Linked DNA regions of Mus musculus: all the other regions are linked to region 1. A link is a loop called in an ENCODE intact Hi-C map of the cell type or tissue named here. Cell type or tissue: heart. All regions are shown on one strand. Each heading gives the region's core, and the rest is flanking DNA. Links, peaks and the distances in the headings are about the cores only.

Region 1 (10,655 bases), core at 1,520-9,519:
CGAGATCTGTGAAGTCATGAAAGCACCACCTAATAAATTCTTAGGCTGGGTCTCAAAGCAGAAAAGTGGGATTTTTCACACTTCCACACTACAGTGGACTGGGAGACTGGATTTCTTTACTTAAGGACTCAGTGTGTAGTTCATGGAAGCGGCATCTTGCAAACGGTGGATTCTGCTTCTGATGAAAAAAGCTTGGAACCTTGTTTGGGGAAAGGATTGGGAATAGGAATAAGGCAAAAACTTGGCCATCTTCAATGTTCATAAAAATGTGCCCCTAGCTATATTCTCGTAGAGACAAAGGCAGTGGCTTTGAAAACCTTAATTAAAAAAAAAAAAAAAAAGTTGATTGACTTTTGTGAACCCAGAGAGAAGCTACATTAATTGTTTTCTGAAACATGCTCACCCTGAATACGTGTGTCAGCACATTTTTTGTGTAACCTCTCTTTAACTCAGTTTTGCCTTCTTCCCCACTATACTGCCTGCTGATAATCTAGTGGCCTTTCTTTTAACCATTTCCTGTCTTCTTGTAAGGCTACTTAGTGGTGGTTGCATGTGGCTCCATAGAGAAACTCACCAATTTCTATCCCAGAGAACATGGACTGTGGTTTCATTGTCTCGGGTTTCTAAGAGTGATCTCAGATTTTTCAACTAAACAACAAAAACAGCCAGAGATATGCATTCCACCTGAACAATAAAAAGCATAAAAAAAAGTATAAGGCTCATCTAACACACTAATTCTTTGAATATCTTCAAAAGCAGCATGTTCTTGTACTAGAATTTCCCACTCCAAGTTAGCTACAGAATTCCTTGATTAACACTGACAAAGGGATCTACTGAAACATTTCTCCCTTCCTCCCCTCAGTGATTGAGAAGGTATTCACTAAAAATATTCTTGCACTAGTTTAGTGTCTAAGCAACTGGAAGAGTAAGTTGACAATGTACCCACCATGTCACCATATTTCTATCAGTTCTCAAACATAATGGCACTCAGTAATCAAATATTTGCTGACCAAGATAGCCAATTTCAACAATCATGGGCAATGCACAATGACAATGTCAGCTTTTATATAGCTGCTGGCCTAGGTCCAATCATGGTTGTTAAATTGTCTTGGTCATTTTTGAGTGTAAGGAAAGCACTGGAAGTCCTATCACTGGTGGCTTCTACAGGAAGTTACCCACTTCTAGTCTCATTTACTACATAAGAAGAAGGGACCACTTGTAGTGACAATTTTGGAATTTTGCTTTCTTTAAAAAAAAAACACAGAAATATTATAAGACTGTATTTCCATGTTAATCCCGGGTTTGGGGGTATGTGCTTTAGATTGTCCACAGCAGGTGATTATGATTTTCCCTGTGCTTTAGCAAGAGCATGATTTTGTCAGTGGCCCATAGTTTCTGCAATTGTGTGATGTTGAGAACTCTGGGGACTTTTCAGAAGATATAAAAATCGAGGGCCTTGAGTGGCAGGGTGGGTTGTTGGTTGGTTGTGTGGGTTGTTGGTTGTTCTTTGTTGTTGTCACTCATGGTTTGTTAAGTAGCCATGTATAGAGAAGAAATTAGATATCCTAACACCGGAGATCAAACTTGTCCCAAGGAACTTGATGTCCCTAATCAGCAGGAGGTAGTCTAATGATAATGTCAACCCCTTTCTTTTCTTTTCTTTTTTCTCTCCTAACTAATGTTAGGGGATTGAAGGGGTGGAAGAAAGAACTCACAAAGTAGCTAACACAGACTACAACTACTGCCTTAAAAGGCGACCTAGTTGAGTGGACTGGGCGTCAGACTAGCAGTAGCACTTCCTGGTTTCTTTACTGAGTCTAGAACAAGCTTTTTTCCCTTTCTGGACTTTTACTATCCTCATCTTGATGTCCAACTTCAATTAAAATGATGGCGCTGCAGTGCCTAATGACAACTCCATTGCAGAAGCTCATCAAATCACATCACCAAAGAGTAATCCACATGCATTATGTGACAAGAAGACCTTCTGGACCACAGATCTTTACACAGACCCATCTGATGTGAGAAAAGCAGCAGCAGGCCTTTTCCTCCCCAGCAGGAAAGTTTCCTCTACTAATTGAGGGACACTCAAGGTTGTGCCTGGTTCAGCAAGGCTCCTAGGCTCATTTGCATGAGGCTGACCTCCCCGCACTTGCTCCAAGGGAAAATGAGATTGGTGAAGGGTGCAATCATCAGGTTACAGCACTGGGAAAATGCTGGTGGACAACGGATTTTCAACTAAAACTTTTCAGCCAATTAATAGAAGACAATTGTGTAAGGCAAGAGGAAAGGTTCTTCCGCACTTTTCTTTCTTTCTTTTTTTTTTTATTTTTATGTAAGTAGACTATAGCTGTCTTTAGACACTAGAAGAGGGTGTCAGGTCTCATTACAGGTGGTTGAGAGCCATTATGTGGTTGCTGGGATTTGAACTCAGGAGGACCTTCAGAAGAGCAGTCAGTGCTTTTACCCGCTGAGCCATCTCACCAGCCCTCCTCCACACTTTTCAAAACCCAACTGACAGCAAGGCATGTGTAATTCCTTACTAATGTCTGCCAAGCTTGTCATATGCCCTACTATTCTCCTTTAACTTCATCTTACTGGTTACAAGCACTATCAGAACAGGAGGGCCATATCTGTCTTGTTCACCATTTTCTCCTAAATGCCTGACAGGAAACCCATGCTCCATGAAAACTAATTTTTTTAAAAAATGAATAAATGGTATCACTTGGGTTGAATAGCATGTTCTTCAAATGCATAAAGCTAAGAATATGCCCTTATTTGGAAATAGATCTGTTGAGAGTTTTCACAAATATGAATAGTCAAAATGACATCAACAGGATTAGGGTGGGTCCTAAATCCAATATGACTGGTACCCTTCAAAAAAAAAAGAGAGGCTCCACAGAGAGGAGAAGGTTGCCATGTGATAATGGGGGCAGAGGCTGGCGTGAAACCAAAGAACATGAGGATTTTAAGGAACCACCCAAAATGAGAGGAATCAGGAAGGATTCTTGCCTAAAGCATCTGTGAGAGCATGACCTTTCCAGTACCTCTGGCCTTCAGAGCTGTGAGAATCAATTCCTGTTGTGTTAAGCCACCCAGATTGTGATAATTAGCTACAGATGGCAAACCACGGAACAATAGAATGTACTTGCAAGAAGTGTAGAAACACACAACATAGCATCTCATTAACTACTTGAATTGGTGTCTAATAGAACTGAAAAGACTTAAACAATTATATAGTCCAGTCTCCTTCCTGTTTAAAAAGAAAAAGAGGAGGAGAAAGAGGAGGACTGGAAAAATGGATGCAGATCAGCTTCTCTCTCTATCAGAGCATGTCAGGCAGGCAATGGTGTGTTTTCTGAAAGGATCCTGTAAGGTATTATGTAATTGTTAAAGCTGCATTAACCATGTTATGCACGTTTTGTGTACGTAGCTGTTAAGTCTTTCTTCTGTGACAGAGCATAAATCCTCCAATCTTTCTTCAAAGGCAAGTAATGTCAGATAGAAAAGTATAGTTTTAAATCAGCCAGGAGCATTCTTAAAAGTTCAGAGATCACGGACAAGTGTCACGGACAAGTGTCACAGAAAGAGGCAAGATTGGGATTTTGACCTTCATCCCAGCCCTGATCTCTCTGTGCAAACCTTGACAAGCCACTTGCTTCAGATTTCCCAAGCATTTAATAGCACAACCATATCATTTCTACCTACCTCCAAGGACACAGTAAAGAAGAAAAGCCAGCAGTAGGGGAAAAAATAGGCCAAATTGAGGGACATTGTCACAAGTGACAGCACTCAACACCCTCTCCCCGTGTCCACTCTGATCTCAAGAACTCTGATTTTCCCAGTCTTTATTGTACCTCACACGGTAATATCTTCAGGAGTCTTAGAATCTGCAAGCATGAAGTACCTAACACACAAATAATTCTGAATACCTTATTGCTAAACTGTAAGACACGTTTTGCAATTTATTTTACAGTGCTGAAGGGCATTATTTCCCTCCCATGCTGACTATATTGATGTTTCTTTTTCATTTATAATATTAACCTAAAATTTATAATATCAGGAACCTTGTCTGACTACTTATCCTGGATTCCAGGCTCATGTTGTTGCTGTCTGCAGGGAAGCCTAGCCTTCAGTGTACATCACTTAAACTTACCAGAGCCCTCAATTTCCCACCAACACAATGTTATACTTGGTAATGAGGGCTTTGATCCATAAGGCGTATTAAACAGTATGGAAATAATTAAAGTGGGGGGTCTCTATTTCTATATTTGTTAGTCCATGGAAAGACTTTAAAATGTTATCAAAGTCAAATAAATACATACAAATTAACCCACCTATGAGCCATTTCAGAATAAAGGCTCTCCTAAGAAGAAATCAGTGACTCGGGTTACATATGTTTCCAATAGTGTGAGTCGGAACCCATGCTTCTCATAGATATGATTTTCTGCTGTCTGACGGCCAAGTCTCTGGAGAAGTGGAAGATGTGACTAAAGGTCAATAGAAATAGCCTGTTCTGTGTATTTTAATCCTGTAACTTTAATAGTTTTAAAAATATTAACTTATTTGTTCATTTAAAGGAATGTGTCTGCCTGAGTTGTGTGCATGTGCCTACAGAGGCCAGAGGAAGGTGTCAGATCCCTTGAAACCTGAATTACAGTGACTGAGAGCCCACTTGATATGGGTGGGAACCAAATGAGGTCCTCAATATGGTGATAAGCACTCTTATCCACTAAGCCATCTCTCCAACCCTGAATTCTAGATTTTTTTCGAACCATTTTAACCAGACATTGAACCTAATAACACTTCATGACTTCATAAAGTCTCCCCTTCTGTCTTCTTTTATTCTCTACTATAGCATAAACAACTCTTAATTAGAAACCTGTGTTTTTAAAAAATTAGAAATAGAACTATTTTTAGGTGGATTATTTTAATTCCCAAATTTCCAATATAGAAATCAGGTCTATGAAGCCATAGACCTTACATATTATGCCTGCTGAGTTAAGAGGTATAGTTGATTGTCAGCATTGGTGCACACACACACACACACACACACACACAACAAAGTAAAAGTGATGCCTCTGTGTGGTTATGAAAATATGCCCATGAATAGCAATAATAACTTTAGCTTTTACAAAACTCAGTACTCACGTTTGTGAACCTCCCAAACAAGTTCCAACTTCAAAAATCCAACACACAGTGAATTTGCTCGGGAACACGAAGCTAATAGCCTAAGAACAGCTGGACTTCTGGTTCCTGGTTCCCTGTGTATTTGTACCTTAATGCCTGGCCCCAAAGTCTAAGATGATTTTCTGTATTTCTATATAATGAAGTATTTTCACTCCTTTATTTGAAAAGTATCAAAACCAGCCAAGCATGGGATGTTAGAGATTCCAATTTCACAGTAATTCTTCTGTTTATCTCACCAGTGACTATAGAGAGGGAAGCATGCTGTATGTTGTCATTGTGTTTTCACGTGTTAACTCATAACACTCCCCATGGCTCCTTTGACTCACATGATCACAAAGGATTAATGCTCATTTTCCAGGAACACAAAACCCATGAAGTGGGAAGAAAATGGCATGTTCTTGGACAGTGTAGGGCACAGAGGTAATTGTCACCAAAAGGAAAGGAATAATCAAGGCAGGGTTGCTAGCCCCTTGGCAAGACTGGGTCTGCTCAGTGCTAATAGCTGGGAGCAACACTCAACAGAGATAAATAGGGAGATCATATCCATAGGTCAGGTGTATATTTGTGTTTATATATATATTTGTATGTAATGTTTTTAAACATAATTCCATCCACAGTATGCTATCCTATCATAAAGACTCCAGTCAGAATATACATATACCTAAGTTTCATTTAGAAAATACCATTACTGTGTGAAGAAGATTAATATTGCCAAATAGTGCTCGTCCTCATCTGTGGAAATGAGCACTTGGTTCCCAATGAGAAATTGATTTCCTTTTAGATCAAAAGAGGTTACTAAATGAATTCAGTTAAGGAGAATGTGGGCAAGCTGCCTTGAGACATAAGAGGACGGTTAGTTTTACAGTGGTGCCCCCTAGCGCCAGGTGAAATTAGGTTGACTTCTGTACTGCCCATCTTTAGATCCCATGCAAAAACGGAAAATGTGGAGAAGCATCCTTGTTGGTAACTGCTGCCTTTGGCATAGAATAGAATAAATCAAGTTTCCCAGAATGGTTCACAAGATCTTTTGCCATTCGCGCCTGCCTAGATCTTCAGCTTCATCTCCTACCCCTACCCCCTTCTCTCTGAACGCTCAGTTTCAACCATGTTGGATGATTTGCTATTCTGCCTACCCATCCCCATCCCTCCTGTCTGTGGAGGGAATTCCACTCTCAACTTTAACATCAGCTGAATATCATATCTCTTCCATCAGCCCCTTGACTCTCCACGCATATGCTCAGACATCTTAACCCCTTCTCCCTCCGTTCCTCTTTCCACTGTCCCCTGAGAACCCCCACACATATCTGTCATCTTTTTGCCTCATCTCAATTCTTGACCATTAATTTAAAGAGTTTTTTTTAAAGAAACCTCCAGTGCAGTTTTTATTCTGAAGCTTCAAACAATACCCTATACAAAAGAAGCATTCAGGACTGATGTAAGGTTGCTTTAACTGATAAGATCGAGTGCAAAAGTCAAAATCACCCGGTTAATTAAGTAGGTAGGTGATCATGAGCAGTTTACCTACCATCTTTGGGTTTTTGTTTTCTCATAAAATACTGTAGCTGATATCTGCTCAGCAGCCTAGGGTCTCTGGAACATTTCATTCACATCCACCATCAGAGCCTCCAGATCCTTCACGATGAATTAGTCCAACAGTCCAAGTGTTCCTTTTTTAAATCTCAAAGACTTGCTCAGAGAAAGTAAATTCTACTCAAATTTGAAGTTATTTTATGTATATGATTGAATAATTAATAAAAAAGATGTGGTAGATCACATGTAGATGTTTAATTGTAAACCAAGATTCAAGGCAAATTTCTCTTTCTTTCTTTTGTCTGTCTGTCTGTCTGTTTGTTTTTTGAGACAGGGTTTCTCTGTGTAGCCCTGGCTGTCCTGGAACTCATTCTGTAGACCAGGCTGGCCTTGAACTCAGAAATTCACCTGCCTCTGCCTCCCGAGTGCTGGGATTAAACGCGTGCGCCACCACTGCCTGGCCAAATTCCTCTTTCCAGTATTTAACAATGACAACAACAACAAAAGTTGGAGTTTTATAATACAAAACATCACCAAGAGACTGAATTCTAACTCTTGACACAGACCACTTCTGCTTTTCCTAACAGAAACAAGAGACAAGAAGTTAGGGTTTGCTAAGGAAAAAGTCCTTAACTATACAAGGTCATGGTCAAGGTGACATGAAGCTTGGAAGACTTCGACAGCACGGGGACACACACATATAACTTACAGCTGGGGAGATAGCTCAGATGATAAAGTATTTGTGTAGAAAATATGATACCCTAAAATGAGCTCCCAGGACCCTCTTTAAGATGCCAGACATAAGAGTGTGTGCTTGGGACCCTGGTCCTGTGAAGGCAGAGACTGGGGGATCTCTGGGTCTCAATCACCAGACAGTCTAGCCTCATTGGTGCACCCTAGACCAACGAGCAATGTCATCTTAAAGAGAGGGTGATGCATTGCTGAGGATGACATTAGAGGTTGCTCTCAGGCCTCCACACACAATTGCAAATACACATGCAGCCATGTACACAAAAGCAAGTTCCTACACATAAACATATGCACACCCACAAACGCCACATTCAAAATAATAAAAACAAAGAGCTCCTTCTCACCTCCTAGACCAACTTCCCCTCTGCCTACTGCTTCCCAGTTAAAGTCCCAGGAAAGACTAGAAGCCTGGCACTTTACAGGGTACCCCAGGGTAATGTCTGATGCACATGAGGCGGCAGCAGCAGCAGCAGCAGAATTCCATTTTATAATTCGAACCAGTGATATTCTAAAGTGTTTGTGTCTTTCCTCGTTCTTTTTCTTTAAGATTTATTTATTTTATGTATATGAGTGCACACTGTAGCTGTCTTTAGACACTCAAGAAGAGGGCATCAGATCCCATTACAGATGGTTGTGAGCCACCATGTGGTTGCTGGGAATTGAACTCAGGACCTCTGGAAGAGCAGTCAGTGCTCCTAACTGCTGAGCCATCTCTCCAGCCCCGTCTCTTCCTCATTCTAAGCAAGCTACTTCATGAACTACAAGGAGAACAAATTAGGTATTCAAAGAATACTCATGAAAATATGATTCTTCCAGGCCAGTCTTAAGAGCCAAGAAATCTGCACCTATAGGCACAAAAATCTGCTAACGTACATTTCTGTTCCTTCACACACACACACCCCCAAGCCTGTTCTTTTAGATGGCATGCTCATTAGCTAATGAGCAGAAAGAGCTGTCCATTTCCTACAACCCATCCCCTGTTACTGATGAGAAAACCAAGTCCCAAAGAAACACATAAACTGCAGAAGATGTGGGTACAGGCTGTCTTTGGGTGGGGGAGTGGGGGAGGGGCAAACTGCAAAAACAAAGCTGTTTCTCCCGTATGTCAATAAAATCTAACTCGGTCATTATTGTTGCTACGTAAACTTCAAAGGAAAATGTGACTGCCTGGTAGAGTTTAGAAGCTGGAACCTTGAATGTAGGAAATCAAGGCTAAAAAAGTAAAGCAAAGAAATAAGGAGAAAGGAAAGTAATGAGATTCTCTTCAAAATAGTTTCCCTACAAAAGAAAAACCTCGCTGGGTATAGGCCTTATAAGCATGGCAGTTCACTTCCCCTGACACCTCACTTCAACATATGTCTCCCAGGACAGGTCTCCTTGCATCAACCTCACCACCTGGTCCACCCCCAACCATAACGCCAAACATTCATGTTTTAAAGGTTACCAGTTCCTTTGTCAAAGAAAGTGTCTTCCTCCTTCTGGTCTTGTCTCTATCCATTCAATTTGACCAAGTTCCAGGGAAAAAATACATACTGCCTATTATCGACCCCCCTTAATACGTCAGATTAAATATACTCGTCCATTGCACTGCCCAGGTCTGAGAACAATGTAAAACTTTGACTTAGACAAGCTCCCAAATCTTCTCTATCAAGAGCAACCAGGTTGCTTATTTCATGAGGAATCAGTGTCCAATTCATATCTCCTGCTTTTGATTCCATTTCGAGCCAAGACCACAGAAAACAAATTCCCTCATAGACTGCTCTTACCTCAAAGACCTGAGTGCCTTTGGCTTTGGCTTTACTTCCCACATCTGCCGCAGTTTCTGGATGACTTGAAGAAAGGACCCGAATTCTTACCATGCCTGGGGGAGAATGTCCACGGAGGTCCCAGACACCAGCGGCTCACCCCGTGTTTCACTTTTTGCTCTCTCCTGCCCCTGCCTGATACTCTATGTGCCTTGTTACCCTAGACTGGGGTCTTAGGTCCTTCTCATCCCACCGAGTGAGGAAACACACGGCCCTGTGGTTGTTTGAAAAGTCTCAAGACTCCCAGACCTATCCAAGGCTCGCAGCTGGTCTATTTTTGGTTACTCTGTTTGCTTTCTTTAAAAAGCCTGATTCCGGTCTGTGTCTTAGACATCCTACCGTGAACAAATTACTCTACCCTAGCACCTTCTCCCCCAAAGTGCCTACAAAATTTCCATCCACCGCCCTACACAGAGAGCTATGTGGAGTGGAGAGAAGAGGACCGGGCTGCTGCTGCTCTAATTGGCCAAGCAGGCTTGAGCCCCACACCAGTTTGCCGGCCCAAGGGACAAGCACAGTACAAGGTTCAGCCCTCGAGAACACATACGCTCCCAACAGCTTCTAGTTATCAAAACCGCACTTCCTGTACACAGAGACATGCCCAGGCCTTTGCCCGGACTGCTCGTCGTATCCTGGTTTAATTTGACGTAGCTGTGTCTCTGATATGGCCATGAAAAAGACCTTCCATTCTGTCTGTCATCCACCATGGATTTGCTGACATAAAGCAACCACTATGGAAACAAGAATTATGAGGCCAGATCCAACATGGAATTCTGGGGAGACCTGCGGTTGAACACTTAAAGAACATACGAGCAAACAAAACTATGAGATTAAGTGATTGATGTAAACGGCTGAGCCAACAAATGTGCACACACATTGCTGCAGGTCGGTGATAGGAAAGGACTTAATCCTGAAACCTTCAAAAAAAAATTTAAGAACCAGATCCCCTTGAATATCTGCAGACTCATGAACGCGGTGGGAAGTAAAACGGGTCCGTTATTTGTCTTTCTTTTATACTGATTCCCCGATCAGACACATTACTACCAGGATGGATAGAGAAATATCAGTAGCCCAAAGCTTCAGGGTGACAGCTCATTAAGATACATCAGGGATTTTGCCTTGCAAAACAAACAAACAAAAACCATTAGAAGCAGGGCCCCTCTGCCCTTTACTCCACCCTAGCACTGCTACTGTTAAAATAGGAAGGAAAGGAGACACCAAAGGATATTTGACCACACTTTACAATCTCTTGGTGGCAGGGGCAGGGACTGAACAGTTTTACCATTAGATCCTTTACAGGTGACTGCAGCTGTTGCAGTTGGCGCTCAGCCAGAGCTGGAGGAAAAGCAGCGCCCACTGGTGCATCTTACCGGAGAGGAAGAG
Region 2 (10,655 bases), core at 1,669-9,668, 93 kb before region 1:
ATTAATTATGGCTAATTTACAAATACAATCACTTAAATGCTGTTAAATGCTTCAGGGTTAAAAATAAGGCCCAAACATTAAAGTTTTGGGTACTGAGAATGCATTGGTTTCCTGGGAGCAAAGTGCTCAAAAGACTTTTTTTAAGCATGGAGACTGATCTATGATCCTTTTAAAGGATTTTTCCAGCTATTATGCCAGGAAAAAAAAAAAACAAAGAGAACAGAAGGTAAAAGCAATGAAGTCAGTTAGGCATGGACTGGATGGAGTCTATAAACTGGAAAGCACATGGCTCTGACCAAGGTGCTGGCAGAGGGTCCAACAGAGAGATGCACGCCTGTCTTAATAGCACTTAGGTTGAAGCAGGAGAACTGTGACTTTCAGATCAAGCTAGGCTATATGGAGAAGGAAGCAAGAAGTAACTGGAGTTCCTGACATGAATACTAGCATGAGGCAATGCAATAAAAGAAAGATAACTCCAAGATTTGGGACTGCAGTCATTGAAAAAAATTAAGTTAATTACCCAAATTCGAAAGACTAATAGAAAGAAAGTAAGAGGGGAACCATGACAACTTTTGAAGGTGTGGGTTTGTGTTGCTTATTAGATATCAAGTAGGTAGTTAGATATATGATGCCAAGATTCATTGCTTTTAGACATGAAATTATATGTGAACATCAAGTCCAAGAAGGTAATTTTCAATTGGTACAGTCAAAATCATAAATCAAGATAAATTAGAATATAAATCTCAAGTTACTGTATTATAAAATGTTAAGCTAAAATTAAGGAAATAAAACAAATAATATCAAATCACTAGGGCTCTGAATGTGACTAAGAGATCAGCACCAAAGAAACAATATTTCAATTACTGTATTATGTTTGCATCAATGTTAATATATTATAGACAACTTAACAACTTAACTAAAGCAAAATAGACTTAGACGGGAAAATCTGTATTAAACTTTTAGACTTTCCATCTTGTGTGTGTACACATCTTTTGTGTACATGGTTTTATACTCAGACGTGAGATACTATCTAGTATACATATGTTAGAAGTTATAATAAGAGCATTTTATACCAATAAGGCGGTGCAATAAAAAAGGGGAGAAGCCATGACTCTAAAAACTAAAAGACACTGGATTTCCTGAAACCCACTCTACTCTTGCAATTATTTCATCCACATTTTGGGTTTTCTTAAAAGAGATGTCCAAAGTCAGTTCAGCACAAAGACTGACAAGGTTATAGCAGGGGCTTCCAGAATTCCAATTTCCTTATCTATTAAGCAGGGAGTAAGAGCGGGGAATCACTAAACCGTTTGTTCTTACTTTACCACTCTGATTCTTGGAGAGGGTTTCTCCAGACAGGCTACCTGAAGCTTCTCAGTAAATATCAGCTATTTTGATAATGATGCTGATTATAAAAACAAGTTAAATAAACAACTTAATTACCTATAGTCCCAACATTATACTAGCATTCTAAGCAAGAAAGACACATTTAATGTACAATTGTTATCTCTCAGGAAGTTTGTAATCTAGCTAGACTGACATGATCATACATAGGAAGCAATTAAGTAGCCAGCAAAATACAAATGTCTTGGATTTTGTTCCAGCTATCACCATGTGTAAGAAGTACACAGAAAATCTAAATCAATAGACAAATGAACTGACAGAGAAAAGCATCCAGAAAGCCTATTTAGAGTGGCTTTAATATCTATTTAGAGTTAGAAAATGCCACTGAGTTCATCCATAACTATTGCCATAAGTTAAAATATAATTGGAAAATTATCATTTTGGTTGAGAGAAGAGGTCTTTTACTGAGGAAGGGAGGTCAGACAAGCCATGTATATTTTAAATGACCTTGTTGTTTGTATTCATTGTAAACCTTATAAGTAACCGTGGCATAAATATTAATCACAGCCATCTAGAGCCTAGCATGAGTCAGGAGGGTCAGGCACATTACTGCCTCCTTATTCCTTAAGGCAACTCTGTAAGAATTACCACGTTCCTTCTGCAGATGAGGAAATGAGAGCACGGTGATGAAGTAATAAGCCCAAGGTCATATGGCTGATAAGAAAGGCTGGCATCCTCAACCAGACTCTTATTCAAAACTCTCTCTCTCTCTCTCTCTCTCTCACCCCTACGACTCACTGGGGCAGTTTCTATTTATAATTCAATTGATGTTACGAAAAGCTACATACAAAGCTTTCAGTTTACTCTAGTTTTGCTTTTATTTAGAAGGATCAGTTGGTCTTCTAACCTCACTTTGGTTGAAGACCAGATTGACTTGTTTTGTCTCAGAATGACCAAGGCAGACTCCAGGCTAATCCTAACCTCATATGTTTGGAAAGAAAATCTACTCCGTCTGTTTGCAAGTACAATTGTACAAATTCCATTTTCCCTTCTGGAATTCCACCCTTCCTCACTGAAGAAAGGGACTTTCCTGACTATTTGGATGCTTCAGAGACAACTTTTGTGAGCTGCTTTCATGGAGGAGTTGGCCAACCGCCTTGAGCTCCAGTCTAGTCTCTTAACTAGATGTCTCCTAGGAGATAGAGAGAAAAAAAAATCTGAAAGAAACCAAGCTTCATATCTTACTTTTAAACATAAGAGGGTTATTTATAAAAAAAAAAAAAAAAAAAAAAGAGGGAAGTCTTCTTTTTTTAGAAGAGACTTTTAAAAATGGAGATTTGCATCAAAAAAGAAAGAAAAAAAAAACTTCTAAGTTCTTAAGTATGAAAAGGTGGAAGCAACCACCTCACAATAACTCAGCACCTGCCAGCCACTCAGATCTCTCTGCTCAAGACATTTATTTGTAGCCAATAAGGGAAGTGTAATACTGAAGCTAACCCTGAAAGCCAGTGTCGTTTCCATAGTAACTACGCTGCCAAGCATCCTGACAGGAAAAGAGACTCCAAAACTTTTTACTTCCTTAAATTTGGGATAACTTTTACGTTTAGAAGAGGAACCCTTCATTGAAAGGGATGTGTTCTTTTGAGAGGCCAACCTGGAATCAAAGTTTCAGCAATCATGAATTACCAAGGTTTGATTGTGGGAAGAGATGTCACTCGGAAAGGCATTTCCCTCGGCCACTCCTCACCAGCAGGAGTCAGCGGCACCTAGACTCACTGATGCTCAGAGCCACCTGATTAATAAGACTTGAGGAAGTTTGCCTGAGGAAAAAGCCCTTTCAGTGTGAACTTAATGCATCCTCAGCCTTCCTCCTTTAAACCCTTGAGAATGCTGAGAGTCCTCTCAACACTCATTGCTTCAGAAAGTTCGTGTCTTGGTTCATTCTTTGGAAGGGTGGGGCTGGGGTTAGAACTCCCTCTGCCTTTGATCCATTTGTACAGTTACAGACTACAGATTAATGGGCTCCTATGTAAGTCTTTAGCCAGTACCATACTAAGTAACCTCGAATCAACAGTGCATTACTTCCTCCTGCATCTTTTCTCAATATCTTGCCAATATAGAACCATACCTTTAAGACCATCTCTGGTTGGTCTCTTTAGAAAAATGTTCCTGGGCTCACATCACAACCCTTTCTTACACAGCTATGCGTCATTTAATTCTGCCCAAGATTTAGTATATTTTAATATAAATAGGCCAACCCTTGAATTATATAATGTCTTATTTAATATTTGATTCCTTTCTGGCTTTTCTGGTCAATGCTTTTTTTGGTTTTTTTTGTTTTGTTTTGTTTTGTTGTTTTTTTTTTTTTTTGTCTGTTTGTTTTGGTTTGGTTTTTGCTGTTTTTTTTTCTCTCTCTCTCTCTCTGCAGCCCTGGCTGTTCTGTATGAGAGAACACTTCTAGAAAAACCTAATTGATATACATTTCCAGTTCATATCCCATCTAGACCCACAATTTACACTAGAGTTCAATGGGAAATTCCTGATAACCATCAGGGGCTTCCCAAACAGACATGTGCTCCTCCCTCCTCCATGAAGCCTTCCCTGGTCACCCAAGCCCAAAGTTATTCCCCTCATAAACCACAACTATATGGTTTATCCTTCTCCTAGGTCAATTACTGCGCGCTATAATTACAGCTAGCAGGATGCCAAGTAAACAGAGCCATTCCCTTATCACCATGTTGCAGACCTAAAAACTAGAATCAGAACAACGATACAACTTACTCAAATTTGCACAGCTGGTTATGGGGAGGCTAATCTAGAACTGGAACCCAGGATTTCCTTTTTTTCTACTTTGACACCATGCCCTTCCTCAGCATGCAGTTGCTTCCTGTCACTGTCCCCCATTACTGTTTTGTATCTCTTCCCCCAATGAGACTACAGCTTGTCTGGGGTTACCCGAAGATTAGTACCATGGTTCAGGTCTTTTCTTTGCCAATCAAGAAGGTTCTAGTAGAGTCCCAGGAAGGACAAAAGAACTTCCACAGACACCTAAAGGCTCAGTTTAAACATGTAGTTCTATCTAGCTCACACCTACAGAGAATATATAGTATTTTCTAGTGTCTTTTGTCTTAAAACATTCGATGAATAAAAACACATTTGAAGAGCCATGTCATTACAAGGCTTAAATTGCTTACACTGTTTGTACTGTCAAATGTCTTCCTTCCCACTACCTCTAGCAATGCTGAATGGCAGTGATAATAACCAGACTAACAAATAAATAACCTTTATATGATATAATTAGCAGCTGTAGACTCTATGACCACCTTACCTTGAGTGAAGTATAGATCAGTGTACCCAAAGAACAGAGCAACATCAGTAACAGAGCCACTATGCACAAGAGCCATGACTTCTTGCACCTCTCTGCCCTTTGAGGACTTGATTCTCTCAAAGGCATTTCCTCCATGAGGCTAGAACTCGTTCTCTGATGGAATGAGAACTGGGGAAAGCAGATACCCACAAGTGATGGATGAACGATGCAATGTCATGTTTTATAGTAATTAGCCCCGTGGGTGTAGGAGGTGGAGTTTTCCTTTGGAACACTGCTAAGCACTCGCTGTCATCGTGGCACCAGGCCAAACATACAAAGGAATGAGAAGGCTTAGAGCCAACAGAAACACGGGAGGGGGGACAGAAGCCACTACAAGGGAAGTTCAGAAGGAAAAAAGTCTTTCCTCAAGCAAGAGGAAGTACTGTGTGCATGCACAGCCAGCCTCGGCTGCTGTAAGACGCTATGCATTCCAAATTATTTCCAAGTAAGAAAACAACTTATAAGACTAAATAAAATCTAAAACTAAGTTTTGTCCTACTGCAGATATAACGACTGGGTAAGTCAGAGAGGTGAGGAGCTGAAGAGTGAGGATGCGTGGTTTAAACAACACGGTTCTCGTGAAGTCATCACACTGCAGACTTCACATAGGTACCATTTTAGAGATACACGAGTTTTGTCAATCGCACCTAGGTGGGAGTTTTAAAACATCAAATCAAAGCTATAATCACACACACACACACACACACACACACACACACAATTCCCAGTTACAAAATGTGTTTATTCTGAAATAGACTTGAAATAAAGCTGCAGCTGGGGGCTGGAGAGATGGCTTGGCAAGTAAGAGCATGCGTTCCTCTTGCAAAGGATCGAAGTCTAGTTCCCAGCCACAGTGTGGTGTTTAACAACTGCCTATTACTCCAGTGCCGGGGAATCCAACTCCATCTTCTGACCCTCAAGGGATCAGACACACATGATACACATACATATATGTGGGCAAAAATGTATAAATATAAAATAAATATATTTTTTAAAAAGACCTGCAAATATATTACTAGAATTTAGCAAACATTAGTAAATAACATGATGGTCAATTTTCTCAAACTTGGACCATGTTGGAACCAAATTCCAATTCTAACACTGAGTAGAAATAAAACTATCATTTAAAAAGTTATTTCCGCAATAGTGTCTGGGTTTGGTGATTGTCTATGGGATGGATCCCCAGGTGGGGCAGTCTCTGGCTGGTCATTCCTTCAGTCTCTGTTCCACACCTTGTTTGTATAACTCTTTCCATGGGTATTTTGTTCACCCTTCTAGGAAGGATTGAAGCATCCACACTTTGGTCTTACTTTTTGAGTTTCATGTGGTTTGTGAGTGCTTGCAGCTAGGAGCCTGGTATAGCTGTCTCCTGAGAAGCTCTGCCAGTGCCTGACAAATACAGATGTGGGTGCTTACAGTCATCCACTGGAAGGAGCCCAGGGTCCCAAATGAAGGAGCTAGAGAAAGGACCCAAGGAGTTGAAGGGTTTACAGCTCCACAGGAGGAACAACAATATGAATTAACCAGTACCCCCAGAGCTCCCAGAGACTAAACCACCATCCAAAGAGTACACATGGTGGGACTCATAGCTCCAGCTACATATGGAGCAGAGGATGGCCTAGTCAGTCATTAATGGAGGAAGAGGCCTTGGTCCTGTGAAGGCTCAATGTCCCAGTGTAGGGGAATGCCAGGGCCAGAAAGTGGGAGTGGGAGTGGGTTGGTGAGCAGGGAGAGGGGGAGGGGATAAGAAGAGGGGGTTTTTGGAGGGAGACCAGGAAAGGGGATAACATTCAAAATGTAAATAAAGAAAATATCTAATACAATAAAATAGGATAAAATAAAATAAAAGTTATTTCCCTTTTAAATGGCCTATCATTTAAAAGGTATTTCCGGTACCTTGTCCCCAACCTCAGCTTATACTCTGACCTTCACCCACAAATATAAGCTTTTTCCTCCTGCTATCACAATACAAATTAAGCACAAAAATGAAGAAGTCCCTTGTTCTTTATACATAAGCCTGCTCATCAGTTAAAACAAAAATATTACCTGTCTTATAGAATGCCAGAATCATTTGCTAGAAACCTTGTGGAGTTTTAATCTAGACACATCCAATGATAGCATTGCCCAGGATAGCTCAGCCCTAACTTGTTATATGGCATGTTAGTAAATTTCTTTAAGCATGCATTAAATGTACAAAGTTTTGTTTATATAAAACATTTTATAAGGTTTAGTATAGCTTGTCCCTGCCCTCTTTACAAGTGTTCAGATTAACTCAATGATAAAATCCTAGAAAAGAATGAATATTCCTTATTATTTTTTCATAGAAAATATCTCAACTGAAGTTAATTTAAATGGAAGTATTGTGGAGAAACTATTGTTTTAATCTAAAAAAAAAAGCAATTTTTTTTTTAGGTAGAAAAAAACAGATTTAGCATCCTTTGAAAAGAGAAGCTAAGGTTGCTAGAGGTTGGGAGTTCCTCAAACCCCTAGCAGCTGATGCAGTGGAAATCACAGTCCAGAGAACATAGCATTTTGTAACAAAGCCAGATCTGTCTTGGTTTCACACTATTTTGGGCAGTATTTCCTACTGAGTTGTCAAAATTTCAACTTGACCCTATTGTGTCTTGAAAATGAGCTACTCTTGAGGAAGATGATAATGCAAAGCTAATTCTTCAATACATCAGATATTTCCATGACTTCGGACTAAATACTACAACACAGAGGTGAATGAGAAATTGACTCTTGAGGAAGAACACTTTTGCTGTAACTCTCGGGCCTGTTTCACACCCACCACTGAGAAGCAGAGCGCTTTCTTTCTCGCTCATCCATCCCATCTGCTCCTTTCTTGTCTCCTGTCCAAACGTTAGACGGAACTTCTGCTTACTCACCTCCATAGAGATGCATTCTCATGAGGAACTGGTCCAAGTAAAACTCCAAATCCACCTTCGGAGAAGGTTGGGCTTGGGTGTATTCTTATTTTAGCTTTATGACAGTATCTAAAGAAAATTGACACAGTTATCTTGAGAAGAATGTACATTCCACAGCTTCTTTCCATTCAACAGGACTCAGAAATGATGAAAGTTCAAGTCAGCACAGGAGACACTAGGGAAGGATTTTGGCATTCTCAAGTTTTGAATCATACCTGGTGCCTTGTTAGCATAAACCAGAAAGAATATTTTGTGACATCTCAGGACTCAACAAAGGCAAACAAATACCAAATCCAATATTTGACTTAATTTGGGACTCTTTTGGCTTAGGTATTTGTAAATGAAAATTTAAACAATCTTAAAATCCAACTACCAAATCTAATTTTTCTTTTGTTTTTGAGATATAATATAGTTATATGATATATTCCTTCCTTTTTATCCCTTCAAACCCTCCAATATAGACCTAGTTGCATGGAGATTAGGAGAATGTTTAAATCACAGTTACCAAAGAATTTACCACCCAAGCACACTAGAATCACACACGCAGAGAGGGAGATCTGTACCCATATGGATATTACATAAAGACAGTAAAAATAAAAAAAAAATCTAGGTGAGTTGAAATAATTGAAAAGGTAGGTTAGGAATAGTCATCTTGGCAGAAGAAAGGAAAATGCTTTTTCCCCTGAAGGAAAAATAAAACCTAAGGAATATGTTAAGAGATACCTATAAATATTAGAAATTAAATTAAAAGAAAATGTTAGGAAAAAATCTTTTTTTTTTCAAGTTGAAAGAAAGGGATCTGAGAAGCACTCAATCAAATAATATAACTATATTCATTACTGTCTTAAATTGAGAATGAATTAATTGTATAGATGTGTAGTTGTAATTCAGTTATAGATTAGGTAACACTAAAACATATTAGACATCCACTCTGTGCAGAGTCATTACATTTGAACATTAAGCAACCCTTTGTTTAGTGGTCCTCTATAAAAATGATCAAGCTGATACTTAGAAGGATAGTTCATTAGCTTATACAAGTAGAAGAGGAATTGAATCTTCATCTGTTGAACCAGAACTCTCATAGTGAGATTCTCTCTCTACTAGATACATAGGGTGGCAAATGTGTAATATCTGTGACAGAGCATCAATCCAGGTTTCTCCTCACTCCTGTGTTACTTGATCTACAAACTTTGGTCCAATCTCCTTTTACAACTGTTTATTTTTATTTTGTTCTTGTTGATAGTGTAGAATTTCTCACATTCAATCAGAAGTATATACTAAGTCAGAACTTAGTGAGGAATGATGCACAGGACATAAACTACTCTAGAGATGAGAGTATTTCTTACCACGTTTTCTCAAATATGGCACATCTGAGACAAATAAATGGATGTAATAACATACGGAATAGAGAAGAGGAGGGGAAAATGGAAAAGAAGAGAGGAAAGAGAGAAGGGTAGGGGAAGGTATAGAGAGAGGAAGAGAGGAGGGGCTATGGAGAGAGGAGAAGAAATAAGAGGAGAGGGGAGGAGAGGGGAGGCGAGGGAAGGAAGGTGAGGAAAGGAGAGGAAAGGAGAGGAAAGGAGAGGAAAGGAGAGGAGAGGAGACACTATTACATAATTAATTAATCAATTAATCATGTAATTTTAAGACAAGAACTATATGGTTGATAAATGTCTACTCTATAAAAATAATTATTAAACAAAGTATGTAGCCCAGTCGGTGGCAGAGTGTTTGCCTAATCTATACAAAGCCCTGAGTTTGATCACCTCGCACCAATACAAAGAGGCTAGCTAGTAAACAATTCACTACGTATAAGTAAATATAAATGTTCATCTATATATAGATACGTGTATCTATATGTGAAGATGTATGCATACAATAATTCTGTTATATAAAGTTCCTGATAACAATCCTCAGAACATCTTTTCTAAAGAGCTAAATATAGTCCTAGCTGAGGTGTTCTAAGCATTATTTTCATTCAAACCATACTTCTTAGTTGTTTGGCAGTTTCATACATTTATCTAATGAACTTTGTCATTTTCATTTCCCCATTCCCCTGTCTTGTCTCAGTTTCTTTCTCTCTGGGCCACTTCTCAATAAATTCCCTCTTATTTTCTCAACTTCTTTTTGTTTGTGTGCGGTCCACAGAGTTAATGAGCATTTCTCGACCTGTGGGGGGCGGGGGGCGGTCAGGTTTAATTTTCTGGAGCAAGGACAATTTATCATGGCTACACTAATGAAGAAAATGACACCTAATATCTCCAAAACTTTTAATTCCCAACAGTCCCTTCCTTGGAAGGGGTATGACCTCTCAGGGCTCCTCCAGACACAATCTTGTGCAGAAAAGCACATCTGCAGTGAGTGTGAATTCAATAGATATGTGATGTTCTGAGGACATTGTGTACATCTCTCCATCCTCTGGCTTTCTCTCCACCCCCTCTTCCATGATGTTCCCTGAGTCTTTGGAGAGAGTAGACGTTGGCTGTCCCATTTAGGATTCTACCATCACTTACTCTTAGCAATTTGGCCAGACAGGGGTTCCTACATTAACTGCTGTCTGTATAGAAAGAAGCTTTTCTGATGGAGGTTTTACATAGCACTAATCCATAAGTATTATCATGAGTATTTAGAAGGCAGTTAGACAGGATCCTTTAGCAAAACAATAGTATCAGGTATCTGGCCAGGCCTATGAACTCTTGATATTAACAGAACAAATGCATGAGTTGCCTCTTCAAATCCAAATGCATGAGTTGCCTCTTCAAATCCAATGTAGAAAGTGGTTGCTTTCCATGACAGCACTCACTCCACTATTGCACTAGGAAGGTATATCTTCCCTGGCAAGCCATTTAACTGCAGGATTCACAGCTGGATAAGATCAAACTGTTCTAATCTCTTCCTTTGGAGAGTTGTTTCTATGCTCCACATTGTCTTTCTTTGTCTAATCTTTTCATGTAAACTTTTTTAGAGTTCTTGCCCTCACCCCTGTTTTTGATATCTGTGTATGTTTTATTATCCCA
Region 3 (10,655 bases), core at 1,131-9,130, 110 kb before region 1:
AGACTGCCCCACCTAGGGACCCATCCCATAAACAACCACTAAAACCAGACACTATTGCAGATGCCAATAAGAGCTTGCTGACAGGAGGAGCCTGATATAGCTGTCTCCTGAGAGGCTCTGCCAGTGCCTGACAAATACAGGAGTGGATGCTCACAGCCATCCATTGTATTGAGCACAGGGTCCTCAATGAAGGAGCTAAAGAACATACCCAAGGAGCTGAAGGGGTTTGCAGCCCCATAGAAGGAACAACAATATGAACTAACCAGTACCCCCAGAGCTCCCTTGGACTAAACCACCAACCAAAGAAAACACATGATGGGACTCATGGCTCTAGCTGCATATGCAGCAGAGGATGGCCTAATTGGTCATCAATGGGAGGAGGGGCCCTTGAGCCTGTGAAGGTTATATGCCCCAGTGTAGGGGAAAGCCAGGACCAGGAAGCAGGAGTGGGTGGGTTGGTGAGCAGGGGGAGGGGGAGGGGAAAGGGGGTTTTCAGAGGGGAAACTAGAAAAGGGGATAACATTTGAAATGTAAATAAAGAAAATATCTAATAAAAAAGAAAAGAAAAAATTACTCTCTGCTTTCTGACTGTGGATACAATGTGACCAGCTCTTCCTACTGCATCTACCATGTCTTTCTGGACATGATGAACTTCATATCCTAGGACTGAACCCCAATCTTCCTTCCTCAAGTTGCATTTGTCAGGTATTTTTTTTCAAAACAACAGGAAAGGTAATTAACACAAGGTATTGCGCAGAAAAATGCAGACTATCTAGTATATGGTAATCTTTCAAAAATATGATCTATCTTATAATTATACATGCTATGAACAAAAATATTTGGTCTTAGTCATAGCAAGATTTCAAAAGAGAATGTTTGAAAGAATCTTGACATTAAAAAAGGAAGTGGTGCTATGTTTGGACCAGAACAAGTTTACTAATAACAAGTCAATTCAGACCCCACACACATTTCCTGTTTGAGCACATGTTTTGGTGTCATGTGAAAGAAAATTTGTAGAGATAGATAGAACAAGTAAATATTACCATTAACTGGCATTCCTGTAAAGTAATAGGACTATGTGTATACCAACAGCTTAGTGGCATGCACACATGAGGAACTAGCCTGAGAAGCCAAATCAAAGTGTGTTTATGTTCTAGAAGATATTATAACAAATTAGGAAAAATGGATGTTTTGCAGCTATTTAGTAGAATATGAATAAATATTCAGCACCATAGTCACATACAAACACTGGCACTAAGTCTGATTGGCTGTGATAGGCAGAAGGATCCAAGGGGTAGTATTTGAACTGATTTTGATTTGTTATTGAAGTCTAGCCTTAGTCCTTGGTGATCTGATAAGATGCGTGGGATCATTTCTATCTTTGTGTATCTGTGGAGGCTTGTTTGTGACTGACTATATGGTCAGTTTTGGAGAAGGTACCATGAGGTGCTGAGAAGAAGGTATATTCCTTTGTTTTAGGGTGAAATGTTCTGTATATAGCTGTTAAATCCATTTGGTCCATAACCTCTATTAGTTTCACTGTTTAGTTTCTTTTTCGATGAACTGTCCATTGGTGAGAGTGGGTGTTGGAGTCTCTCCCACTATTATTGTGTGGGGTTCAATGTGTGTTTTGAGCTTTAGTAAAATTTCTTTTACAAATGTGGGTGCTCTTGCGTTTGAGGAATGGATGTTCAGAACTGAGACTTTTTCTTCGTGTATTTTTCCTTTGATGAATTTTTAAAACACTATAATGATTTTTGGAAATGACTTCTGACCCTATTAGAACTGCCAAAACTTCAAGTAGTCTCTGGTTATTTTGGTTAAAATAATGCTATCTATTGATTATCAAAACAAAGATATCCAAAATGAAACAGATTTTTGTGATAAATGAGAGAGAGTAAATTACTTTGCTGTTTCTTATTGCCTGAGATCCACATTGGGTCTGGGGGTATATTTTGTTTTCTTTTCTTTTTGTTTGTTTCTGTTGCATCTGTAGCAGAGCTGCCCACCTCTCCATCACTCTACTCCTGAAGACCATTCCTTACCTAGGAGATCTTAATGACCTTTTACGTAGTCTTGCCCTGCCCGTCTCATCCATCGTCTACATAAATCGGGTAAAATCAAGCTTTAAGAATCTAAAGCTAACTTTCCCAGTAGCAAAACAAAATCGTTCTTGGGATTTGACCTCCTTGCTCTCCAGCATCAGTCCCACCCATTATCTCCTCTGACTCCTTTTATGAGGCCCTGAGGATACATCTCTCACACTCTGTCTGGAGACCTAACTTTTATTTTTTATTACATAAAACCCAAGCATCTCCTTTTACACATTGTTTTTGGTGATCTGATAGAAAAAAAAAATTGGGCTAGCATTTGGTGATCCAAATTCCTATTCTTGTTTTTCTTCTCTTTCCTCCTCCTTCTTTTCTTCTTCTTTGACTTTATATTTTATTCACTTTACATGCCAATCTTAGCCCTTTCCTCTCTTCCCAACCCCTCCTCACATAGCTCCTTCTGCTCTCCCCTTTCCTCTGAAAAAGAGGACCCCCTTGTCCTCTGTTAGGTACCAACCCACCCTAGCACTAGCATAGCAAGTCACTGCAGGGCTAGGAACATTCTCTTCTACTGAAGCCAGACAAGGCAACCCATTTAGAGGTTCAGAATTGGCAGGCAGGTAACACAGTCAGGGACAGCCTGCCCCATAACCCCTCCCACACTTCAGCTGTTGCAGCCCCCCACATGAAGATCAAGCTGAATATTTGCTACATATGTTTGGAAATTGAGGGGGCATGGTCCAACTAATGTATGCTCTTTGGATGGTGGTTCAATCTCTGGGACCCCCAAAAGTCCATGTTAGTTGACTCTGTTGATCTTGCGGAGTCCCTATCACCTTCAGGGCCCTCAATCCTTCCCCCAACTCTTCCACAAGACTTCCTGAGTTCCATCTAGTCTTTGGCTATGGTTCTTTGCAACAGTTTTGTTCAGCTGCTGGGTGGAATCTTTCAGAGGACAGTTATGCTAGGCCCCTGTCTGCAAGCATAACAGTATCATTAATCGTGTCAGGGATTGTTTCTTGCCCATGTGATGGGTCTCAAGTTGATCCAGTTATTTGGCCATTCCTGAGGGCTGGGGGTGGGGGAGAGTACATCTCTAGGACATGCCAGAGACCTTGCATAGGGGAGGCTCCAGGAGGCCTATGTAGGTGACTCTTAGCTGAGACTCCTAACAGTGGGAGATATAGAGCCTGACATAGCCACCTCTTGTAGCCAGGCAGGACTCCCTGTGGAGGGATAAGAACATGAACCAATGTACAAAAACTTTGACCCAAAAATTGTCCGGCTTCCAAGAAGTGCAGAGAGAAAGATGGAAGAGATCCCTATTCTTACATTGTATTTACCATCACCATGTGTCAGGTTTTTCATTTTTAAGTGAGATATTTTTAGATTGTATTTTTAATACACTGCTTTTATCAATGCTCTTCACACTCCTCCTTCTATCTCCTCCCCAAACTACTCCCCCACACCTGAACCCTCTTCCAACTGTATGCCCTTTTTTTTTTCCTTTTTTTTTAAAAAATAACCAACTGAGTAAATTTTGTGCTTCTCATATATTCATGGGTATGGAGCCATCCACTAAAGCATGTGGCTTTACCAAAGACTGTGCCCTTAAGGAAAATTGATTCTCTTTCACCAAGTAGTCGTCAGCTTCTTGTGAGCACCTACCCCTTCTGTCCTGAAATGTCGACTGGCTTGATCTTGTGTAGGCAACTGCAGCTGTTGTGAATTTATAAGAAGCCCTATCAAGTCCGGAAGACAGTATTGCAACCTGGTCCTCCCCAACTTCTAGATCTTACGATCTTTCTTCCTCTTCTTCTATAATGGCCCCTGAGCCTTGAGGGAAGGGAATTTGACATAGATGTCCCATTTGTGGCTGAGTACTCTACTGCGGCTTGTTCTCTGTAGTTTAACCAGTTGTAAAGTTTCTGCACTAACTGCTGTCCACTACACCATGCTGTCTGAGAGCTTCACTAATCTATACATATAGAGACATGAGTTTATAGAATAATTTAATAGTAAGTCCATTTAGCAAATATTAATAGTAAGTTCACACCTGGGGCTTATGAGCTCCCCAATTATGGATTCTAATCCAGATTAATAGTATTAAGCATATATCTCCTTATCCTTGTGGAATATGCCATAAATATGATCAGAAAGGAGATGGATACCCTCATTCATGCTCCTATTTCACCCATGGTAATATCTTACCATGTTGATCACTACTGTAACTCACAGAGTTCACAGCTAAGCAAGACTGTTTGTGCTTGCCCCCATACTTCAAAAGCTATCTAGCATGGAGAAAGATTCTTAGTATCAACTTCATTTATGCATGCCCTGTGACTAAGGTGTGTGGTATCTTTAGTAATAAGATCCTACAATCACATTTTGGGTTACCAAGAACAATTACTTGTTTTTGTATAAGATGTTTTTAGTTCTGAACTTCTTTGATTTTTCAGGGTAACTCTCCTACTGCATGTAGCTTCACAGAATAATAGGCTTGAATAACTACAAAGTTAGTTATGAAGTTATTCAAATAATCATTTTGGCACAGAAAAGAGGTCAGATTCTATTTAAGGGGAGGGGTAGAAAGAGAGAAGGGGGGCATATGCATGTTTGCGACTTCCTAACTGATTAGATGTGTAAAGGACAAAGGTCAATGAAGACTATGGACAACATTAAGAGACCCAATCTAGGTATAAGGAGCCGTGGTGTTCCTTTTTATTCCATATAAGTTGTATTTGCAAATATGAAGTGGAGGGGAACATCCTGGATTAAAGAAATGTATTTAGCGTTTAACAGACTATAAGTAGATAATGTGGTATTGAGTGTAGCAAGGTTCATATGCTTTAGGCTGTCAATATTCAAGCTATAAGTTAGCATTAGGTTGTGAACACTGGAGGCCAGGACTTCCATTCAGATTCACAGATTCACAGATTCTCGTCTTTGTGATGAGAGATGGGTTATGAAGGCTCATGAACATGGCCATCTTTGGGTTTTTATATTTATTTTGCTTATTTGTGTAGAAACTTTGACTTTGGAGGGGAATAGCTAAAAAAAAATGAAAATGTTCATCTGAGATTCAATGTTGTGCTCCTAATCAGTGGTTTTTTTTCAATGTGGCTTTAATAAATATAAGCTAGGTGTCAGCACTGTGAAAACTGGTTCTCAGACCTTGCTTCTAGAAACCCTTTTCTGTAGACTGCAGACGAATCTGAGGAGTTGGTCACCTGCTGTTTTCAATCCTCCTGGGATGAATATGTTACAGAATCTTGACCTCAATCTGTAAATCTCTGATGCTGTTCCTGGGATGAGTCATTGGGCCTTGACTGCTTTTCTGGGCAACGGTCCCAGGCAGTTTAAAATAGTATTTTGTTGTTTGACGAATAAGGCAAGGTAGGCCATTAGGCCACTTCCCTTTAGTACAAGAAAGCCTACAAATTTCCTCTCCTTAATTGCTTTAACTATGTTCTGAGACCAGTTTTTGTTGACAAGAGAGGAGACTATTTTAGAGCTACAGGGGATGGGGTGGGAGAGAGTAAGCAAAGAGGAATGGGGGCCATCATTATCCAGGATGCACAAGGAATGCTATGTCAGCCCTAGCACTCATTGTTATGAACCACTTATTTGGTTCATTACGCAGATAATAAGGACTCTGAAGAAGGCGCCACTAAACTCTGGACTTGAGTTTATCACATTTCTTTCAGAGACCGGCCAGTCAGCTAAGAAGCGTAGCACAAAGACAAGGAGAGAAGTTTATAAGGCTCTCTGTGTTTCTAGTAAGCTGTAGGAAGCTAAACCAGCCTTGTTTCCCGGAAATTGATGTATCTGAGTGAAAATGGTTTTCAAAGCCCTGAGAGAAATATATACTATCGCTAGAGGGGCCCTGGACTGCAAAAGAGCAGAGTGAGAACAATTATCCTGTGCTCTGAAGTTGAAGATTCCCATGCTGGCTGTGCTATCCAAAGGATGAGGAGTGTACTTTAATGTATTTCGTATGTTGAATTTTCATTTCTCTGTTGCCAAGCATTTCTAAAGTCTTCAGAGGCATATGGCATAACCTTCTGGTGTATTTTTACAAACACTACAAGACTCCTCAATATTTCTGGGTCTTTGACATAACTTTTTTGAACTCCAAATAGTTGTTGATTTGTATCAGAAACCAAGAGGTTTAAATGGGATGAAGGAAGTACTCTGTACCTTGCTGTCTAGGACATTCAGTATGGACATGGTACTATGGGTTTCATGTCATCTCTAGAAAAAAAATATTTCTTCTAATAAAACAGTGTACTTAAAGACACAGGTAAGAATGCTTCTCTGATTTTCTTTAACAATCAAAAAACTAAAAGTAATGGTTTCTGTGTTTTTTTTTTTTTACTAGTGTTCTGTTGTGTTCAGCTTTGTTGATTGATACCCTTTTTTCCTCATTGGGAAAGGACAAGAAAGGCAAGCATCTCACCTCCAAGGTGTTCAGATGCATTTTACCTAAGGAACTTGCTTGGTTAAAGCAGGACAGTGGTTGCATCACTTTTCAACTAAGTGCTATCTACAGAAGCAAACGCGCATCCACAGTACTGTCATACTTGTTATAGCTTGGATGAGGGAAAGTGGAAGGGAGAGCGCTATTAGTGTGAGCCAGGTCTTAGATGGGTGAGTCTGGGCAGGGTGGAATATCTGAGAAGGATAGAAGTGAGAAACGAACTGTCTGACTCATCAGGAAAGGAGGAGGCTGGAGCCAACACAAACTGCAGCTAGCTCTCACTTTTGCAAGTTCTAACACTTGCCAGGATGTGTCTGTATGGGAAAGGATTTCTCTGATGTAATTTTGTGCTCTTTAAATCACTAACTTGACTATAACCCAAAGACAAATCAATTGCAGTACAATTATAAATACATATTTTATTGTAGTTTTAAAATAGAGAAAAAGAGTTGAGTATACATTGAACGCAAAAGCTGAAATGATAACATTGGAAGAAATTCAGATGCTATATGTTGCTAGCTATCCCTCTGTCTGAATCCCACTGGTACTTAAAAAAAAATCACAATTCTGTTGGGCCTTTGCTGGGTATGTGGCAATATCATTTTTTTCGTTTTCTATCTGCCTTGATTGTCCTAAGAATAAGACAGGGACAGAATGACATCATTAAGTTCCAGAAATAACTCTGTGGATAGCATGCCTGCTATGTAAGTATAAGGACCTAAGTTTAGATCTCCAAAATCCATGTGATATCCAGGCATAGCGGCACACACCTGTAATCTGAGAACTGTGGCTGGTGAGCAGCAATAGCTAGATCCTTAGAGCCAAATGGTGGGCAGGCCAAGCCAAATAGATGAACTCTGGGTTCAGGGAGAGATCACCACGTCTCAAAGATTAAGGGGTAGAGGAACTAAGGAAGACACTCAGTGCCACACCCACAAGCACATACACACTTGCACAGGCTCTCGCACAACACATACATGTGCACACCTAAATAATTGCATGCAATACATACAAACAACATAACACATACACAGAGAGGGTGGGAGGAGGAGGGAGGGGAGGGAGGGAGAGGGAGAGGAATAGGGAGGGGGAGGGGGGAGGGAGAGGAAGGGAGAGGGAGGAGAGGGAGGAGAGGGAGGGGGAGGGAGAGGGGGAGGGGGACGGGGACGGGGACGTGGATGTGGACGGGGACGGGGACAGGGACAGGGACAGGGAGAGAGGGAGAGGGAAAGGGAGAGGGAGAGGAACTTTTACGAAGAATGGTGTCCTAGTGAGCCAGTTTTCCGAAAGAAATGTTCTGGTTTGTAATGTTTGCCAATCTCCATAGTATAAAAATTCTCAAACTACAAAATTCCTAAAAATTAAGTAATTGGTTCCTATGAAGTAGTGGTAGCCTATCCCAACAGTGGTGCTTACAACACAACAAATAACAACACTAACAGATTCTTATAAATACATGTGATACAATTTTAATTTCCTGAGAAGATATGCAAACAGAAGAGTCTTTGTGCCCTATGGCAATTCAGCAAGTATTCATAAAAAAATAAGAAGAAATAGCTTAGCCTATAGTATTTTTGTTACATAAAATAAAAATATTTTAAATTAGTTATATATAAAATATCACTATATAGCTTTTCACAAATACCCATAAATAGTGTAAATTGGTTTAAAATACTTTTCGACAAGAACTCACAAGCTGGCTAAATTTAACAGAATCCAAAATTTGAACACAAATGTTCATTATTACTTTGGAAAGTCAGCATGGTTGAGTGAGATGAACTCTTCCAACAGTATCCTGGATCTTCTTGCTCCAGGCAAAAGGAAAATGACTGCTGGTAAAAGTCTTGTAGCTTCATTCTGGACACCTTGGGGTAAAGTCGATGCATCCATTTCAAAGTTGAGTTAATTCCATTTTAGTGATGTATAATGAGACAGTAGCAACGCCAGTTTCAAAGCAGAGACCATGTGAATGGTCTAATGAAGACCCCACTCACTTAACTCCTTGCGAGTTCTGAATTGAGGTAAGAGTCTTAGGGTTCATCTACCCATGTTCTCACTGTGCAATTTTTTTCCAAAAATATCTACCCCATTAACATCATAGCATTGTTGTGTGGTTTAGGAAAACTGTTATACTTGTCAGTTAGGGAACACCAACAGAAAATGTGCTATCATGGCATAATACAGCCAGAAAAGTACCACTTTCTGGTGTTAAATCTAGTGAGTACTGGTGCAAACTCTCATTTTTCTATTTGCAGAATTTATGCACACATACACACAAAAGCAATGAAGGCCTAGGGGAAAGTTCAGAATGAACCTGCATCCTGAGAATGAAAAAAAAAAAAAATTCCCAGATCAATTCCATTTCGTGGCATCTTGACCTCTGCTGCTCTAGGCTTCATAATGTTCTCTGTCCTCTAAAAACACCACCTCTAAAGAAGGGTGTTGTTGGCATGTCTTGGCCACCCCACCAGTCTAACAATGTTTCATTAGGAGGCTCTCAGAAGGTGAGAGTTTGGAGGGATTAAGGTAAAACAGCTCAAGGAAATTATGATGGAAAAAAGGCCAAGCTACTGCCCTACACCCTTTTTTGCAAGCCAAGTAAGACTCCCATGGAAACAGGATCTCATTCTACCCAGGGATCAAGGTTAGAAAGACATTCTTTGGAAGAGTTTCTGTCTTCTGTGGCCCATACTCCTTTTTATCATGGATTGTACAAGTCCATTTGCAGACCCAACATTAGGGATTGGCCCATTTGCTGAGTCCTCTTCAGACAGATATGAGGGCTAAAATTTTATATGCCAAGAGGCTCTGATTGTGTCAATTTGTAAGCCCTCACAAACTGTGTGCATTGCCATCAATCATCCCCCTCCAACCCACCCACCAGCATCTCGGGATACAAAGAAGAAGATGAGGAGACCAAACCCAATCTCTAAGAGATGAATGGTAGATCAGGCATTAAGATGATCCCCCAGTATGTGTTAGTTTTCTGAATATGGTCTTTAGAGTTGAACTTCAGATATATGTTATCTCCAGCATGCAGTTCATAAACCCCTCCTATAGGCAAGATTTGAAAATCATTCATTAGAGTTTGTAGGACATCATTCTTTTTATATATCTGTACTACGAAGGGGGCATTGTCTTTTATGTATTTCTTATCCACAGGAATCACTTGGCCGTAGATTAAATATGTGCCACTCTGCAGTATCTTCAGCTTCCCATCAGATGTCGTATTCACACAGTGAGGTTTGGGAGATGTCATGTGCCATTTTGAGGATGATAGTTCTATAAGAAATTGAAAAAGAGGAAGAAAAAGATCATGTTTCCATGACTATTCCATCCTCTATATGTTTTACTGCCTTCAGGTGGCTTCTTTACCTGGACTATATATACTACTTTTCCCAGACCATATTTCGAATCTATTGAGAGAATAAACTATCTCTCTGTTTTTGAGAGGCTTCAGATCTTAATAACTCTGTATCTCATCTCAGGTAATATGAATGAGGAAGGGAGTGGAATGGAGAGACAAATCACACAAGACTAGAATAAGAACCGCTTATAATCTAGGCGTCCCCATATCTTTCTTATTCAAATACTGTTTACTCTATGGTGCTTTGCCAATAACACATTACATAGACAATCAACACTCAGCATTGTTCTCCTCTGACTACCGTGCTCTGCATTGCTGTAATTTTCTTCATGTAAGGTGTTAGCAAGAAGTATGTTATCAATTAATTTGGCCATTTTTCTAGTGTCTCACATCTACTTGAGTGTGGTGTCTTTGATAATAAGTATTCTCCATTTTTTCCAATTGCTATATTCTCATCACCTAAATAAGCTAGCAGAATTGTGTGTGCTCAACAAACTTTTCTTTTATTTTGATATGGGAGTCTTGCTGTATTGCTGTCTGGGCTCAAATTGCTGAGTTCAAATAATCTTCCCAGCTCAGTATCAGTAATTAGCTCTAAATTGATTGACAGGTCTGTATTTCTGATTTTGATGCTTTGTATCTAAAATATGATTCTCTGTGTCACTTTCAACTTAACATAACATTATCTAGCTTATTTCCAATTATTTACTGCTATAAATTAATTTAATTAATATATATGTATTTAATTGTAACTATC

The links. Hi-C counts contacts between places; a loop is a spot of excess contacts. Peaks named below come from ENCODE experiments on the same cell type or tissue, not always from the same donor. Only the 100,000 strongest peaks of a DNase experiment are listed, where the experiment ranks them.
Region 2: it touches region 1 in a loop (2.5-fold over the local background); 8 of 42 quality-filtered maps call a loop at or near these places.
Region 3: a loop joins it to region 1, with 2.8 times the contacts of the local background. A loop is called at or near these places in 8 of 42 quality-filtered maps.

Annotation. Positions count from the first base shown.
Region 1 is chr1:161,395,731-161,406,385 of GRCm38, reverse strand. It overlaps Tnfsf4 (tumor necrosis factor (ligand) superfamily, member 4), which reads right to left. Exons shown (of 3, transcript NM_009452.2): 1 at 10,643-10,655. Among named protein-coding and RNA genes, the nearest start is that of Tnfsf4, 5.6 kb to the right of the region's middle. In heart, for the core only: a CTCF peak has its summit at 6,066 (motif pointing left); a DNase peak (open chromatin) is centred at 6,085.
Region 2 is chr1:161,488,865-161,499,519 of GRCm38, reverse strand. It overlaps Tnfsf18 (tumor necrosis factor (ligand) superfamily, member 18), which reads right to left and starts at 4,863. Exons shown (of 3, transcript NM_183391.3): 1 at 4,673-4,863. The coding sequence starts at 4,807. In heart, for the core only: no CTCF peak of the experiment used is centred there; a DNase peak (open chromatin) is centred at 4,989.
Region 3 is chr1:161,502,610-161,513,264 of GRCm38, reverse strand. Tnfsf18 (tumor necrosis factor (ligand) superfamily, member 18) reads right to left here. Exons shown (of 3, transcript NM_183391.3): 3 at 7,975-9,813. The coding sequence ends at 9,461. Among named protein-coding and RNA genes, the nearest start is that of Tnfsf18, 13 kb to the right of the region's middle. In heart, for the core only: no CTCF peak of the experiment used is centred there; a DNase peak (open chromatin) is centred at 5,394.